2 separate regions of the Mus musculus genome follow, and region 1 is linked to region 2. A link is a loop called in an ENCODE intact Hi-C map of the cell type or tissue named here. Cell type or tissue: gastrocnemius. All regions are shown on one strand. Each heading gives the region's core, and the rest is flanking DNA. Links, peaks and the distances in the headings are about the cores only.

Region 1 (2,907 bases), core at 162-2,661, 170 kb after region 2:
ATGGTGGACCAGGGAGTGGGAGAGATGGCTCAGTGGTTAAGAGTATTTGTTGCTCTTGCAGAGAACCAAGGCTACTGCAGCCAGTGGCTGGGGAAGGCCTGTTGAAGGCAGTGACATTAAAAGTGAGATGTGAATTATGGCAACAGCCAGTTATTTGAGGTCCTGATTAGGAGTGGGAGGGCCCAGTGTGGGAATTAGCCAGGCACTTTGGGGAGACAAGAGATATGTGTGTGTGTGTGTGTGTGTGTGTGTGTGTGTGTGTGTGTGTGTGTGGCTGTGAAGGATGAGATTTGAGGCAGAATAATTCTTTAACACTAGCCAGAAGTCATTACATTGCCTGTCAGATCTGATCTTTTACAATCACTTCCTAAGGGTTAGAATTACAGGCATGGACCACCACACTTAATTTATGCAATGCTGGGGATAGAACCCAGGGCTCTGTGCATGCTGAGACCTGAGCCACATCCTCAGCCCCATGTACATTTCTAGATCTCCAGCTATTGTGTGGACAGGGGACTATGGTTGGGACTTCAGTGAAGGAGACAGGCCAGACTGGAAGTCACTGTGGTAATCTAATGACTGGAATCCCTTACCCTGAGTCAGAGCAGAGACTCACTAGATAGAAATAGCTTTGTACAGTTCTAAACATATAAGATGCCCTTTGAATCTGTTTGTCTTTTTAGGAGAGTCGTGACAAGCGTTATCTTATCCAGAAACTAACAGAAGCTCAAAGGGAGGTCCGGAGCCAGCCGGCTTCAGCATGAAGATGCTGCCCGAAACTTCTCAACACATAGCTCTGATGACCCTACAGAGTCCACCTGGGGTTTGAGTGGAAGTGACTTTTGGTGGCTTAGCCAAACAGGCTGACCCCCAGCCTGATCCCCAGGGAGTGGTGACTCCACCAAAACACTTAACTTCTCGAGCTGCTCAGCCTCTCACGATCAGAGAGGGGAGACTTTTATTTATTTTTTGTTTAGACTTTTGTATATTTTTAAAAAAGGGTTGTGTGTGTGTGTGTGTGTGTGTTTTTTTTTTTTTTTAGAGTAAAACTGAGATTTCTCCGAAAGCCTTCCCAGGCCGAGTGAATACCCTCCAAGATGCCACTGGTGACTTCAAATTAAACCTGACTTCCTTTTTCAGATGAGCAGGAATCTTCAGATGCTGAGGCTTAGAACAGCTGATAGGAACGTGGAGAGGCCGTCCTGGCAGAAAGGCAGAAAGGAAATCCATCCCCGCTGTGTACCCCATCACACTTGAATTCCCACCCATGCCCAGTCAGTATCACCCCCTTGAGGAGAGGACTAGGCCAGGTGGCAATTTCAGCTTTTTGGAACTTTTCTCCAGCCTTGTTCACTCCTCCAGGGAAAGTGACCTTAGCCAACTGGTTAGCCATTAGCCTTTAGTCTCCACCTGGCCCCAATTTCTAAGATTTGGTGACAGAATTGAAGAGGGGTTTAACTTTGCAAGGTGCACAGGCAGTTCCTCTGTTTTCCAAGTGTTATTCCTCTTCCGTGCATGGAGCTGTTCATTCCTGAAAGATGCAGAGTGATTCAGAGCTAGGCTGCAATATGCTTTTTGGAATTGGAGCTGGGTTTAAGGAGCAGGGGTTTTATGTATGATTTCAGGTGTAGGTCCACAGCCCAGCCTGTTCCTAAGAACGCCCCATAATACAAACAAAGGTTGGGTTCTGATTACTTAAGTACACATGTCAAAGGGCTAGATTTTGTTTGCCTGAGTTTAAAACTTTGTGTGTGTGTTCCTTTGTTTTTATAAAACATTACAAAGACAGAGTATCTCTTGAGATCTCCAGCATAGTAAAAGCTGTATTTAATAAATACCTCATCATAAGCCTCCCTTATGGGGCGTCCCTTTTAGTGGTGTCTAATTTGATCTGCTTTCACTTTAAGGTCTTTGTCAATGTACTGCAGTCCTGTGATGGGACTGTGGAGTCTTTACTGTTTTCCACTGGCTCCTAACCTTTAAATTTCAATTAATGTTTCAGAAAGCTGCCAAGATGGACTTCCCTGCTCTGATCACTGCCTTGTTCCTCAAAAATGATTGGCTTCCCTCTGGGAGCAAAGCAAACTCGTTGTAGCTTCCATGTCTGTGTGTGTATAAAGGGTGCTTTGTCAGATGTGTGTGTGTCTGTGTGTATTGATGTGTGTGTGTCCATATCTTACATGTGTGAATTCGTATAAAGGGCCCTTGGTGAGGGGTGTGTGTGTGTGTGTGCATATGTACATCTGGAGGCGGAACTCATATCCTCAAGCTCTACACAATCATTTCCGTCATCTTCCATGAGGCTGTTAACCTGGGATATTTTTGTTCCTGTGGGAACATGTGCTTTGTAACATTTTCTTGTATTTTAAGATCTATGAGTTTTAAAGCCTAACAACAGGAGTTTTGAATAAACCAAAGTTTACTCCATTCTCATTCTACAAATCCTGGTTGCTGGCATTTTTGCCTAGTGCCTTCATGAAGCATTCTTGTCCTCACTGTGGCCCTGAGGATAATCTGCTGTCCTATGTTTGTAGGAATGGTAGATAAAATAAACAACATATTTTCTTTATTATAAAACAGATAACAAAATATGCCAATTGGTATGTTGGTTTTAGTTAGTGCTGCTAATGTGTGCACCTCCTACTTGAATATTTTAATAACTTGGAATAACCAGGCAATGTCTGTATAGCTTTAAAGTGCGGCTCTCTAACGGGTGTGTGTTAAACTCCTGATTCCGTGTCTTGAAAGTTTTAGAGTATGGTTGTCCTCAAACCCACAGACGCTCTTCATCACTGGTTAAGTGATGAAGAGAACTGCAATACTCAGTAAAGTTGCTCTTTGTCACTGCAGTTAGAGGAAGTAGCATTTTGACATCGATGGATGTGTTAGATGAGTCTTGTCTCCTCT
Region 2 (2,907 bases), core at 89-2,588:
AATTTTCCTTGTCTTGTTATCGTGCTCAATACTACTTCCCGCAAGGGGAAGGTACTTTCACTAAATGCAGACATGTGTCCTGGTGGAAACAGCCCTTGCAAGAATGAAGATATTCCAAAGAGACATTTGTAAGTCACCCTTCTTGATATTATTTTGAGGCATGGACCGCAGGAAATTGGAATTTCCTTAGGAGTCTGATTTTGAGAGAAGGAAAGGGCTTAGAGCCTGTGTCCAGCCTGGAAAAAAATGTATCTTTTCTGTAAGTTCAAAGGGTTCTGAAGGTCCCGGACCTTTCTGAACAGACTGGAACTAAGTGGTCAATGATGGGCGGGGCTTCTTAGCCAAGCATGCCTCTTGCCCTCTATTTAAACCTAAACCTCCCGTCAGAACCCTGAAAACGGACTTGTGGGTGTGCTTTACTAGATTTCTTCCCGGTGTGTCCATTTCTCTGCTTTTTACTTTTTTTTTTGTTTGGTTCATGGAGCGTAACTTATTACAGCTCCAGGGTAAGCCTGGCTCATTACAGGCCCTGTCTCTGACCCAGAAGAACTCTGGAAACACTACTGGCACATTTTGAATAAGCAGGTTAAACATCCTGTTCCTTTTAAAGTCAAAGCCTTTAGTTTCCTCGAGGTCAGATACAAGGTCACTAAGAAACTTTGACCGTGTCACCCTCCTTCCACTAAGTCTGAAGGACAGGGTCTAAGTCTTGTCCTCACTTTACATAACCCGAAGCGCCCTTGGAACCCAGGCCTGGGGCAAGGGCCTGCTCCTGTTGCCATGACAGCGGTTCCGGCCCCCCAACGCCGAAGCTCCGGGACTCTGATTGGCTGGAGGGCGGGCTCTTTCTCGAGATGGGTCCGTCGGCGCCATTGTGCAGCGCTGCTCCCAGCGGAGGGTTCCGGCTGTGGCCAGTACCTCGGCGTCTACGCGTCGCCCGGCAGGTCCGGGGCTCCGGTCCGTGCCGGTGCAGGCGCCGGCATGTGGCTGTGGGAGGACCAGGGCGGCCTCCTGGGCCCCTTCTCCTTCGTGCTGGTGCTGCTGCTGGTGGTGACACGCAGCCCCTTCAACGCCTGCGTGCTCACCGGCAGCCTCTACATCCTGCTGCGGTTCTTCAGCTTCGAGCCGGTGCCGTCCCGCCGGGCCCTGCAGGTGCTCAAGCCCCGTGACCGCGTGTCCGCCATCGCCCATCGCGGCGGCAGCCACGACGCGCCCGAGAACACGCTGGCGGCCATCCGGCAGGTGAGCCCCGCGCACGCCTCGGGCCTGCTCCGCCGCTGACATCTCTTCTTCTCCTCCCGGCTCCGCATCCCTCCCCACTTCAGCTATTTCTAGAATTCCGCGGGTAATTGTAAGACTTGGTATGTGCCAGACGCTGGGATGGCAGCCAGGCACGACTCCTTTGACAGGGCTTTCATCTGGGTTGGGAGAGATAACATATGAGGCTACTTTAGGGTGGGGCAGTGCATTATGTAGCAGTAGTTTTCTATGAACTAGATATTTGTGAACTGTGAACTAGAATTACAAGGTTGGAATCAGTGGGAAGTGTTCCAGGATGCCGATGGCAAGTGCAAAGGGCCTGAGGTGAGGTTTATGTTGGAGTGGTAAGGTAGCAACACAACACAACAGGCTTATATGTGGTGCTGGCTTCGAGGAGCAGAACAAACTCTAGTGTATGGATGAATTAAGATATGAACTAGGTCAAATGGGTTCTTGTTAGTAAATGGGATTTCTCTCTTTTTTTCGAGACAGGGTTTCTCTGTAGTCCACTCCTTGAACTTATCAGACTGGCCTCAACTCAGATCCACCTGCCTGGTGGGGTTAAAGTGCTGGGACTAAAGACACCCACCACCACCAACTAGCAAGATATTCTTAATCACCCTTATCACAGGGTGTATTTCTGTCCTCTGTATTACTTGGATATTATCTTTATGGCCTCTTTCCAAATACACCTTCATCATAGTCGTCAACCCTGGCAGCCAGACTCCTCTGTCAATATTTGCTTCCCCTTTCCATAAGGCACCCAGGAGAATTTTAATAGCCCTTTGCCCTTGGAAGCCTTCTGTTTTCAGATTAATGTCAGCTTGTATGGCAAGAGCATTTCAGTGGATTATGGACTTCAGTGCACTACAGTCAGCCTTCATACGTGTTGGCCTTGCATCTGTGGGTTTAATTGTAGATCAAAAAAATAGCATGAAAGAAGTATGTGGAGTGACGTCACACCTTAACTGCTTACATAGCTAGATTGTTTTAGATGGAAGAATGCCAAGAGTTGACTTGAGGGGTATAGGAGGTCATTCCTGGGACATATGCAAATACTACAGCTTTTAGTCTGTTTTGCTTTGCTTTGTTTTGTTTTGTTGTTTTGTTTTTCCTTTGGTTTTTGAGACCGGGTTTCTCTGTATAGCCCTGGCTGTCCTGGAACTCACTCTGTAGACCAGACTGGCCTCAAACTCAGAAATCCGCCTGCCTCTGCCTCCCAAGTGCTGGTATTAAAGGCGTGCGCCACCATGCCCGGCTTGTTTTGGTTTTTTGGTTTTTTTGAGGCAGAGTTTCAGTAGCCTTGACTGTCCTGGAACTGGCTATGTGCCTTCCTAGCGTGAGGATTAAAGGCATGCACCATCATGCTTGACCTTTTAGACAGTTTTACATCTGTTCTTCCCATTTCTTTGAGGTGGGGGGAACTGTGACTCCAAGACAACACAGCACCTTCCAGCATAAGGCTTCCTGATTGGATGACTTGATGCTGTCTGGCAAAGATTAAGATATTTTCCAGGATATTTGAATGTGGGCTCTTTTCTTAGTCCAGCTTAAGTAGCTTGCTTATTATCCAACACTCTGTCCTTTAGCTGTAACAAAGAAAATCAGAGCAAGTAGGGCACCCTCGCCTCGGCCCTAACCTCAGTT

Evidence for each region. A loop is a pair of places that touch in the nucleus more often than their neighbours do. Peaks named below come from ENCODE experiments on the same cell type or tissue, not always from the same donor. Only the 100,000 strongest peaks of a DNase experiment are listed, where the experiment ranks them.
Region 1: it touches region 2 in a loop (3-fold over the local background); 2 of 42 quality-filtered maps call a loop at or near these places.

What each region holds. Positions count from the first base shown.
Region 1 is chr7:118,535,994-118,538,900 of GRCm38, reverse strand. Tmc7 (transmembrane channel-like gene family 7) reads left to right here. Exons shown (of 16, transcript NM_172476.4): 16 at 684-2,907. The coding sequence ends at 764. Among named protein-coding and RNA genes, the nearest start is that of Coq7, 4.1 kb to the right of the region's middle. In gastrocnemius, for the core only: no CTCF peak of the experiment used is centred there; no DNase peak of the experiment used is centred there.
Region 2 is chr7:118,703,725-118,706,631 of GRCm38, reverse strand. It overlaps Gde1 (glycerophosphodiester phosphodiesterase 1), which reads left to right and starts at 894. Exons shown (of 6, transcript NM_019580.4): 1 at 894-1,242. The coding sequence starts at 982. In gastrocnemius, for the core only: no CTCF peak of the experiment used is centred there; DNase peaks (open chromatin) are centred at 836 and 1,237; H3K4me3 peaks cover 1,984 bases; H3K27ac peaks cover 1,558 bases.